Linked DNA regions of Homo sapiens: region 2 is linked to region 1. A link is an interaction called in ENCODE POLR2A ChIA-PET data of the cell type or tissue named here. Cell type or tissue: Panc1. All regions are shown on one strand. Each heading gives the region's core, and the rest is flanking DNA. Links, peaks and the distances in the headings are about the cores only. Region 1 overlaps LOC124902554 (a long non-coding RNA gene). Region 2 overlaps AFAP1L2 (actin filament associated protein 1 like 2).

Region 1 (5,376 bases), core at 297-5,296:
TGTCTATTAATGTTTACTCTTTAAGAGCAGTTTTTACAAGGACTTCAAGATTGCAGGTGCGTTCCTGTAGTTAACATAACAGAAATTGTAAGCCAGTAAAGTTCCTGTAGATTTGTCCCTGTTTATTAGGTTGGGAACAGAGAAACTCAATACCCTGCAACCCATAAAGGAAGGGCGTGCAAAAATATAAACTCCTGTTGCTCTCAGTGCTTTTCATCTCTGAATTGCTATTCCAAGAAAAAGGAGAATAATCTAGATAGTTGCTTTTAGTATTTATAACTCAATGCAAAATTGTAGAGTTGAGTAGTTTTCCAAATTGGCTTTCTTTTCTCAAAGTGGCTGTGGGTTAAGAATCATTAAACAATCACTTTTGCTCAGCACACAGCAAACAGGTTTTTTAATCCGATGTTTCGGAAGATTATTTTATTCAGTTGTGGTTTCTGTGGAATTTTAATTGCAACAAAAAATGAAGGACCATTTGTTTGAATGCATGGGCTATTATATATATTTTTGCTATTCTTAGTTGTTCTTTTCACTTAAAAAAAAAAAAAAGAAGAAGACGGAGGGATTTCTGTGGGTGGAGTTGCTAGGAAAGGGAAAAGGAGGCCAGGAGAAAGTATTCAAAAAGATAGACTTTGCAAAGCAAAGAACTTCTGTCATAGCATCTCAAAGAGATTAAACAAAGGCTACTGATCAGGCTTTGTAGGAAGTGAACCTGAATGGCAAGGAAACTAAGTGACTTGTCCCCAAGGTCATTGGGCACAGTGGGAACTACAGTTAGACAGCCATTGTGGCCATAGTGGGCCATCTGCTTGAAAGAGTTTTCTACACCCCTAAAATTTTACCCACAATTCTCACAAATCAGCTAGCCTAATAATAATTAGCAAAACTAATTTGCAAATAGTTGAAGGTGGAACAACTAATGTTACCTTTTGAAACCAAGATAATGAGACTGACAAGGTCACATGGTTACGAAGTGACAATATCAGAAAAAAGAAAGCCTAAGATAGTCCCACACCCCAAATATTAAACTCATCCTGAACACCTTTGATAGGAAAATACAAACAAGTATTTAAATTTTTATCTGCTTGGAGTTGCCACCTAATTGTGAGCAATACTGAAATTCTCAGGAAGAAACCCAAACTTCACATGTAAAATGCATCATAGGTAAGTTTTGTGTCATAAGTGGGAAGAAAACAGCGTGGTCTTGCTACTCCTAATTAACAGCTATGAGCAAGGGAATACGGAGAGAGAGGAAAAATGGAACTGTAAATATTGACAGATGTTGAAAATCAGAGCTTTAGGAAATGATTTGTGAGAAATTAATTCTCCTAGGAAAAGAAATGTATCAAGAACTAGATGTTCTAGATGTTTCTAGCTTATTCAAGGATTGAAGGCCGGGCATGGTGGCTCGAGCTCATATTTTCAACACTTTGGGAGGCCACGGCAGGCGGACTGCTTGAGCCCTGGAGTTCAAGAGCAGCCTGGGCAACATAGGGAGACTCTGTCTCTACAAAAAATAAACAAAAAAAAATTAAAAAACAACAACAACAAACAAAACAAAACAAAAAAGAAACCTGTCAGGCTTGGTGGCACGTGGCTGTAGTCCCAACTACTCAGGAGGCTGAGGTGGGAGGACCACTTGAACCTGGGAGGTCGAGGCTGCAGTAAGCCATGACTGTGCCACTGCACTACCAGCCTGGGCAACAGAGTGAGACCCTGTCTCAGAAAAAATTGAAGAAGTGCTCCAACGCTGGGCACGGTGGCTCATGCCTGTAATCCCAGCACTCTGGGAGGCTGAGGCGGGAGGATCACGAGGTCAGAAGATGAAGACCATCCTGGCTAACACGGTGAAACTCCGTCTCTACTAAAAATACAAAAAATTAGCCGGGCGTGGTGGCGGGCGCCTGTAGTCCCAGCTACTTGTGGGGCTGAGGCAGGAGAATGGCGGGAACCCGGAAGGCGGAGCCTGCAGTGAGCCGAGATTGCGCCACTGCACTCCAGTCTGGGCGACAGAGAGAGACTCCGTCTCAAAAAAAAAAAAAAAACAAAAAAAGAATCGAAGAAGTGCTCCAAAAAGGGCTAGTGAGTGTGGTGTTTCTAAGACAAGAATGATCTTCAAGTATAGAAGCTGGGGACGTGATCATTGCCAAACATCCAAGAGAAGGCAAAGGTTTAAAGGCAGTTGCTTACAAAGCCTTCTTGGGTGCTGCTAACGTTACTGCAAAGATCATGCTCTGATAGTGCCAGCAGTGTGGGAGCTTCTTGGAGCTACCATTTTTGCAGTCTGTCGTTAGAGCAATCGGATTTGAAGCCGCTTATCTGTTCTATGATCAAGTGATCAAATCTGATTGATTCAGGCACTATCGCCCTCCACCTACAAAAGGGTAAAAAGACTATTGATGAGGTAAATTGGCCTACAAAGTATCTATTTCTAGTATTCCTACCTCTTTGATTACATTATAACAGCTATCTAGTAGAGGCTCCTTAAATGAGAGCCGACTAAACATGGCATTTTCAGGAGAGTGTTATCCCGCCGGAAGAGTAGTTCAATAGAGTTTGCTTAAAAATCATTGCAATGTAGCAATGTTATTTGGGATGCATTGAATAAAAAATTATGAGATTCAGGAGCAATATTCTAGATGGAAATTTAAATGGTGCAGAGGGTGTATGTGAAGAGGAAGAAAGAGAAATTAATTTAATTCCATTTGCTGATGTGACTGTAGCACAACTATTTTTAGGTATAATCCAAACAGTGCATATCTTCTCCATTTTGATTAGTAGAAAATTGGCAGGGAGTCAAAAGAATTAGTATTTCTCAGCACATTATGCCAGAAATGTACAAATAAAATGATATTATCTGTGCCAGTGTGTTTAATTTACTTCTAAGGTTTTAATTTTTTTCCTTCAACTAAACAAATGAGTCCAGCTTGGTTAAAAACATTTTTTAAAAAGTCTTTCACAACTGGCAGCAAAAGTTACAGAATAATTTTTCTTTAGATCCTTGCTGAGAACCTCTTACAAAAAACTTAAATGTTAATATTACCCTGATACTCTGGGTGCAGAATTTCTGTCTGGCAATTTTATATACTGCCAGAGGAACGGGCACATTCAACAAAATGTGAAATTAACATAAGCTAGGAAAATGTGCTTAACAAGGAAAGATTTCACAATAGCCACTTAGGAGTTATTAATAATTCCAATTCCAAAGAAAGCATAGACTAAGAAACAAATAAACTCTATTTGCAAAGTTTTATATAGGCAAGTTCACCAAAGTATGAAGCCATATGCTATACCAATTACACATTTCTACATCGGAGAGAGAATTTATAAATCCTGGAAAATCTCCATTGAGTTATTGTTAGTGTTTAACCTGAATGTAACGTCCAATGTAGCAAATCTATGGATCTTGATCACATTTTCCTGCTTTGATTTTAAGGTTTATGCTTTTGGTACTTTGATACACACAAGCCCATGGGTAAGGCTGCCTTTTTGCACACTCAATGTCTTCTTCTTCCTATTTCTGCAGTGCACAATCTCACCAGATTAAGCAGGACTGGCTGCTCTCTCCTCCCACTGCCATCGCTACTGGGACTGACAGCCCAGCTCCCCACATTTCCTATTATAAATCAATGGCTGCCTTCTTCAAAAGCGACAAAAAGTAGTCTTCATGGGGATTTGGAATCACTGACATGGTCTGTTTCTGAATCCATGTAATTTTCAGTTGGAGATCTTGGGAGATCACACAAAAATCTTTTCTATTTCCTGCCAATACATAGAAACCGGCCCCAAGATTACAGTGGTTTCCTCTAACTCACTAAAGTGACTAAACCTGTGTACTAAGTAGTTAAATTATACACATTTGTTCTTAAAGCTTAAAGGACTTTCATGATTTTAAGACCTGAGTGATTTTAAGACCTGAGATTTGAAGGGCCTGCGTATATGTTTTGGGCTGGGAAGATTTCTTTTTATTTAAATGTGAAGACTTATCTAGACAAAATAAGTAAATAAACAGGAAACCAAGAAAGTGAAGCATTTACCTGGTACTTCAGTGTCTAGTAATTTCAAACAAAGAAGGACAAAACCCCTAAGAAAATGCATCTTACATACTCATGGTCGGGGGTGGATGGATATTAACCATATTTGGTTCCTAGGGAAATTATAGTGACATTTCATCCTGAGACTGATTTTATGTTCTTCAAAATATGTTTAAGTATTTATCTTTGTATTCTTAAAGAAGCTCTCCTTTTTCCTTTTCCTTTTTTTTTTTTTTTTTTTGCTGGAAAGGGGTTAAACTTCATAGCAGCTTTTGTTGAGGCTGTTACTGTTCATGCAACCTTCTGCTGGTCTCTAAAACATCTACGTCATTAACCTTTCTCAGAAGATGGTTGCCTTGTCTTTAGAATATGCCATTGCAAAAAAGAATATTCAGTCTCAACTTTTCCCTGTTAAAGAATACTCCGCTCATTTAAAGTGCAGCATAAGCCAGAAGTTAATATTCTTTACTTTGGTTTCTTTACTGTATGGTCATGAAATAAAAAGCTTATTTAAAAATATAGTAAGAACTTTAAATGTATTTTGGAGAATGTAAAATTAATCTCAGGACAGAATTGCACTATCCCTTCCTTTAGGAAATAACTTTATGAAAAATACCCCATCCTTTGGGTGCTGTAATTTTGTTGGAAACTTAAATCCTTTCACACTTGCTTTTACCTATGATCTGTCCACCCAGAACTTCTGGCAAAATGATCTATTTAACTACATAAGAGAAAAAAATTTACTTCAGAAGCCCTTTTATACATTTTTGCTTAACCATGAAAGCATTTTTCATTCTAAACAGCCTCTGGAGAAATCTGCACACACTGATCATCCGCAGGCTGTGATTTTCTATTGGAAAACAAAAATAAGCTGTGGAAGCCACTTATTGCATTCCAAGTAGGCAACTGATCATTCAATGAGTTAGTCTTTCCTGCATTTCCGTGAAAAGTTGCAGCTGAGTTAAATGACCGCGTCACTTTTTTTTTTTTTTTTTTTTTTTTAGGAGCTACGCAATCACAAAGGTCACTTCTTCAGTCAAGTGCAGCAGATGGGATCTTGAAAGTGCCTACAAGTAGTCTAGAACACCTTGAATCCGGCTGTGAAAATGTAGGGTAAATCTGTAGCTCTCAGTAGGTAAACACCTTATTTAGGTCTGGAGGCATTTTGCTATGTTATTGAGTCATGGAAACCTATTAAAAGAGCTCTATGGGAAATCCAGTCTATATTTTGAACAAAACAAGCTGTCTTTTTCATTGTCACTGACCCTTTACAGACACACAGTACATAATCTTGATTGTGCTTCATTGGTATTTATTGCACATGGACCAATTCCTCACA
Region 2 (5,376 bases), core at 97-5,096, 300 kb before region 1:
GGGCTACATAGCACGACTCTGTCTCTACAAAAAATTTAAAAATTAGCAGGGCGTGGTGGTACATGCCTATAGTCCCAGCTACTTGAGACCATATAGTCTCAAGTGGTACATGCCTATAGTCCCAGCTACTCAAGGAGACTCACTTGAGTCTGGGAGGTCAAGGGTGCAGTGAGTCATGATTGTACCACTGCACTCCAGCCTGGATGACAGAGTGACATCTTGTCTCAAAAAAAAGAAAGTAAAGTAAAATAAAAATAAGAAAAAAATCCCACTTTCTATGAACAGGCCAGACGTATAGTAGATACGTGCTAAAGGCTGACTCAGTGTTTTGCATTTTTGAAGACAAGGGGCATTTGCTCTGAGGTCACCCTTCTTAGGTGGTGTGAGGAGTGTATTTTTCCAGAAGCTCATCTTGAGAACTTGAGAGCTCTCTCTGATCAGGAGGAAGATCTTCGACATTTTCCACCCTCCCTGGCATCTGTAGGATGCTGTTGCTTCTCACAGAAAGTGTCACAGGCTCCTAACACTGACTGCTCCCCAGCAGTTGGGCTCATGAGGATAATACATTCAGTGGCTTGATCTTGGGAACTGTTGGGGCAGAGGGATACAGTCTTTCTATATAAAGCGCAGGTCTGCTCAGTTTGACATTGGGAAGGAAAATCATGCTCCATCTCAGGTCTTCAGCAAATGCAGCTGAATAAATAAAAATGTGTGCATAGAACAGCAGGGAAACCGTGAAGAGTGGCTTTTTCGGCATGTTGGGAAGACGTTTATGGTTGGGAACTTAGTGACCAAAAAGCAAGACAGCCTCAAGATGAGAAAAGCTGGGGGAGGAGGTCATCTGGAGGAAGAGCTTCACCACAGAGGAGGGCAATGAATCGAGCAGTTGAACCGCCCAGCCCTGCGTGGGCCTTGGAAGTCTCAAACAAGAAACTTATTGACCCTAAGCAGACAACCCTGAACTTTAACAGAGCCGGGATGGAAAGCCTGCACAAGGGCCTACAGTTTCCAGAATGAACAACACATTTATTTCTCCCTCGCTCCACAGGAGGACGAGGAAGAGACCGAAATGAAAGTGTGGGGGATGGTGGGGGAGAAAGGAAATGTGGTGAGCGAGTTCCAGGGCCTCAGGGCAATAGCCACATTCCTCTAAGGGATGCCCACCCCTCCCAGCCCTGGGGGTTGATAAATGTCACTGAGGTTGGCACTCTGGGGCCTTGCCTTTGTTGATTGTTATTTCCCCAAGCCTGTGGCTGGATCCCGAAAGGGTGTGTCTGGAGGAGAATCGCCTATGGCCTCCTGTGTGCTTAGCACCTTGTCGGACACCCAAATCTATAAATCTTGACCCTTGACCGGAAAGAGCTTCTGCCCTGGAGATAGACACACACCCAGACGACTATGCGCAACTGGTTTTGACAGTCCACAACCTAGGGAGGCAGACGCCAGCAAGAGAGCTGAGTGCCGCTGGTCACAGTGGCTTTCTGGAGAAGGGGCCTGGCTGGACCTGGAACAATGATATGGATCCAGAGAGGAAGGGAAGGAACATCCTTCCCTTTTGACTCTCTCTCATCCCCAGGCCTGCGCTCCTTCAACCCTGGGGCTTCCCCTTCACCTGCCACAGCCTAGAAGAGAAGGAGGGTCTCGACATTGTCCTCAGCAGACAGCACCCAAGAGCTGCTCTTCCCCACACATCTGGCTGGCCCACCCGCTCCCCGATGGGCAGGTGCCATGGCTGCCTGGTTCACCACGGTGTCTGATGGCTTTCCACGTCTCCACCACCCAGTGCCTACATCGGGCAGGCACCACGGCTGCCTGGTTCACCACGGTGTCTGATGGCTTTCCGCATCTCCACCACCCAGTGCCCACATCGGCAGGTCCTGTGGGCTCTCCCTGTCTCATGTCTCCAGTCCACTCTTTCTCTTCATCCCCACACCCTTTGCCTTGTGGAGTATGAAGGACTGATGGGCAGGGGCCATGACTCAGATGCACTTTCCTGGCTCCCTGGGAATGACTACAGCCAACGGATGGATGGCAGACACAAGTGCTTTGAACTTGGATATGCTTGGATTTGATCCCCCGTGCCGCTACTCATCAGGGATGTGGCCAAATTGGGTTGTAATTCAGCCTCCTTAGCCCATTCCCACAGCTGTGCACTTGCAGGGTGGTTGTGAGAATTGAGGTGGTAGGGGCACAGCTGATGGCATGGTGCCCAGCTGCCATGATTAGCTCACACCCTCATCATTCCATATGCACTAATGAGTTTATCTAACTGGCCTCCCTGCCTCCACTGCCAGTCCCCTTCCATCCATCCTCTTGAGGACCCACAGCTTCAGGATTATTCTCTCTAGTCTGCTTAAAGAACAGCCTTGCATGACCCTGCAGAATAAGGCACCAACTTCTGAGCAGAATAATAAAGCCCTCTTCATCTGCATCACCCCCAATCCACAGTTCTGGCCTTAGAGCCCACCTTCTCCCCTTTGAGGCCCACCCCCACCCACCTCGATGCTCCATGTTCCCCCGATACACAGAGCCACTGGGTGGTTTCCCAAACACATGTACTTTCAGGGCTCAAGTTTTCTGAGCATCTCATCCCTTTTTCTTTCTTTCCTTTTTTTTTTTTTTTGAGATGGAGTCTTGCTGTGTTGCCCAGGCTGGAGGGCAGTGGTGTGATCTCGGCTCACTGCAACCTCCGTCTCTCAGGTTCAAGCGATTCTCCTGCCTCAGCCCCCCGGGTAGCTGGGATTACAGGTGCACGCCACCACCCCTGGCTAGTTTTTGTATTTTTAGTAGAGACAGGGTTTTGCCAGGTTGGCCAGGCTGGTCTCGAACTCCTGATCTCAGGTGATCCGCCCACCTTGGCCTCCCAAAGTGCTGGGATTACAAACGTGAGCCACTGTGCCCAGCCATCCCTTCTTCTTAAAATGCCTCTGCCCCTTTCCAGTGAGCTCCTATGCATTCCTCAAGGACGAGCTACAATTCCTTTTCCTGATAAACTCAGAGTTTGCCTTACTTTCCTTATTGCATTGCTGGTCCTTGGAGACATCCCTTGATTAGTTCTCTTCTCACCCTGGGTTCACTAGGCCTCTGGAAGGGCTGAGGACCCCTTGGGGTCACCTTTGTTTCCCCAGGGCCAGGCCCAGCACTTTCCACCCTTTGGCTTGGTACATATTGGCTCACGTGAAATAGAAACAAAGGCTATTTTCCAGGAATTGGGCAGCTTTTGGGAATAGCCAAGGATGCGGAAGTGAAAAGATACTTACAGTTTTTATGGGTTTTTTTTTGAAGTGGCAGCAGAGGGACAGCCTTGAGAAGTTCAGAAGTCAGGAAAAATGCAGCTTGAGACCCCGATTGCCTTGCAAGGCCCTTTCACTTTCCCTTGTCCCCTGAAGTTGAGTTCAAGGCTCACTGTCGTTGTCCTCCATTTATTTTCCCTGGTTTGGCTTCTTTAAGCTCACTGCTTTTGAGTTCCTGGGGCCGACAGGAAACTCATGAATAGCTGTTAGTAACAAAACACAACACAAGCTAAGGCCTTTTAGTTGGGAGAACATGCTTTATTCTTTCTTTTAAATGCTTCTGTGGGCCAGCCTAGCAGATGCTGAGTCAATGCTCGTGGACTTCACAGTAGGAAATGTTTGTTTGCAGACCATCAGGGCTCTCATTTATAAGGCTAGATTATGGTCCCTCCTCACTTTATCTCAGGCAAGAGTTGGAATTTTGCCATCATCACGCTCCTTTCATTTCCTTGTTTAATTCAGTTTCTCTGCCTTGGTGTTGTCTCCCGTTCTTCTCTGGTTCGGCTCAGTCATCCAGGCCCAGCAGCACCATTGCCTTGGATGAGGGTGTGGTGATGCTGGCAGTGCGGCTCTTGGCCCTTGGTGAGCAAGTCTGGTCACAGCAGGGCATGGGGCTGGGGCCTCCAGCTCCAGCAGAGAAGCTCCCCTGGGTCAGATGGTGGGAGGCCCTACTGGTTAAGGTCAAGGGCAACAGGGCAACTTTTGCCAGGTGCAACCTCTAGTGATGCCCATAGTAACTGATCCCGCCGATGCTTCTCTGTCTGCTGAGAAGCTCCTGTGACCCATGCTCTTTGTGCAAACACTTAACTACCTGGAAGAGCTTAGTCTCTGCCCTGCACTCTGGTGAGCCCAGTGCCAGCCTCCCTCCCTCCCTCCTTGCTGGTTATTTGTAAATCTGCTCAGTGTCATGGTGGGGCTGACCAGCAATGCCAGGGAGACAAAGGAGCAGGGGTGAGGTGAGCAAATGAGTGCAGGCTTCCCACAAAGTGCCTGTTTCTCCTGAGCCACTGACTTGCCTCTAGAGTGACACAAATGAAAGGCTGCCCATGCAGACGGGGAGCTCATGCTGGTCTGGAGCAGAGTGATCACGAGGAAAGCAGGAGGTGCCAAGGGTTCTGGATGGTGGGCAAGTTGCTGGGGTCCAGGTTTCAGAACAGCTCATTCATGCAGTAAACCCTAGGAGTTGGTTTCATGGAGGCCATTTGGGGGAAGAATTGTTTGGGTTCTCAGTGTTGTGAGTGTATTATGTAAGCTAGATAAGTAGAGGAGATGCTTTTTAAAATCCCATCTGTTCCAGTATTTTGGCTAGATAGGACCTGCCAGATACCTGGATTTTTAGTGGACTTCTCTTTACTCTTAATCCAGGCCACTAATTTATTTTTCTTATAATTCAGCCATGGGATTCTTTCATGTACAAAGTAAGTGGATAGATTTGCTTTGCTTTCATTTACTCATTTAGTCAACAAATATTTATTGGATATTGTGCTGGGCCCTGGAAATGTGAGCTCCACACAAAGCCTGTCCTTGGAGCTTGCAGCTAAATGGCGACACAGACAGCTACGCTGTGATGCAGTCAGAGCTGTGAGAGGATGTCTCAGTTTCTTATTGCTGTGGTAACAAATTACCAAACTTAGTGACATAAAGCAACACGAACTCGTTAATCTACAGTTCTGGAGATCAGAATCTGAGAGGGGGCCACAGGGCTCCTGGAGGCTCTAGGAAAGAATCTACTTCTTCACCTTTTCCAGATTCCAGAAGCCACCTGTGTTCCTCGGCTCATGGTCCCTTCCTCCATCCCCAAAGCCAACATGGTAGCATCTTATCTCCCTGACTCTTACCCTCCTACCTCCCCGCTTATAAGAGCCACTGTGATTACACTGTGCTCACCTGCACAAACCAGGATAATCTCCTCATTAAATCACATCTGTGAAGTCCCTTTGCCACGTCAAGTAGCATATTCACAGATTTGAGGGGTTAGGTCATGGATATCATTAGGGGCCCAATATTTAGCCCACCACAGAGGCCAGTGCTGGTAACATGGATCTGTTAAAGAGGCCCAGAGAAGGTGTCTCAGGAGGAATGT

The links. ChIA-PET counts read pairs that join two places held together with the same protein. Peaks named below come from ENCODE experiments on the same cell type or tissue, not always from the same donor. Only the 100,000 strongest peaks of a DNase experiment are listed, where the experiment ranks them.
Region 2: POLR2A ChIA-PET joins it to region 1 with 5 read pairs; 1 of 35 experiments calls an interaction of 5 or more read pairs at or near these places.

What each region holds. Positions count from the first base shown.
Region 1 is chr10:114,046,861-114,052,236 of GRCh38, reverse strand. It overlaps LOC124902554 (a long non-coding RNA gene), which reads left to right. Exons shown (of 2, transcript XR_007062383.1): 2 at 5,042-5,275. ADRB1 (adrenoceptor beta 1) reads right to left here. Exons shown (of 1, transcript NM_000684.3): 1 at 5,333-5,376. Among named protein-coding and RNA genes, the nearest start is that of ADRB1, 5.7 kb to the right of the region's middle. In Panc1, for the core only: no CTCF peak of the experiment used is centred there; no DNase peak of the experiment used is centred there; H3K4me3 peaks cover 662 bases; H3K27ac peaks cover 4,689 bases.
Region 2 is chr10:114,342,344-114,347,719 of GRCh38, reverse strand. All of the region lies in intron 1 of AFAP1L2 (actin filament associated protein 1 like 2), which reads left to right. Among named protein-coding and RNA genes, the nearest start is that of AFAP1L2, 59 kb to the left of the region's middle. In Panc1, for the core only: no CTCF peak of the experiment used is centred there; no DNase peak of the experiment used is centred there; H3K27ac peaks cover 531 bases.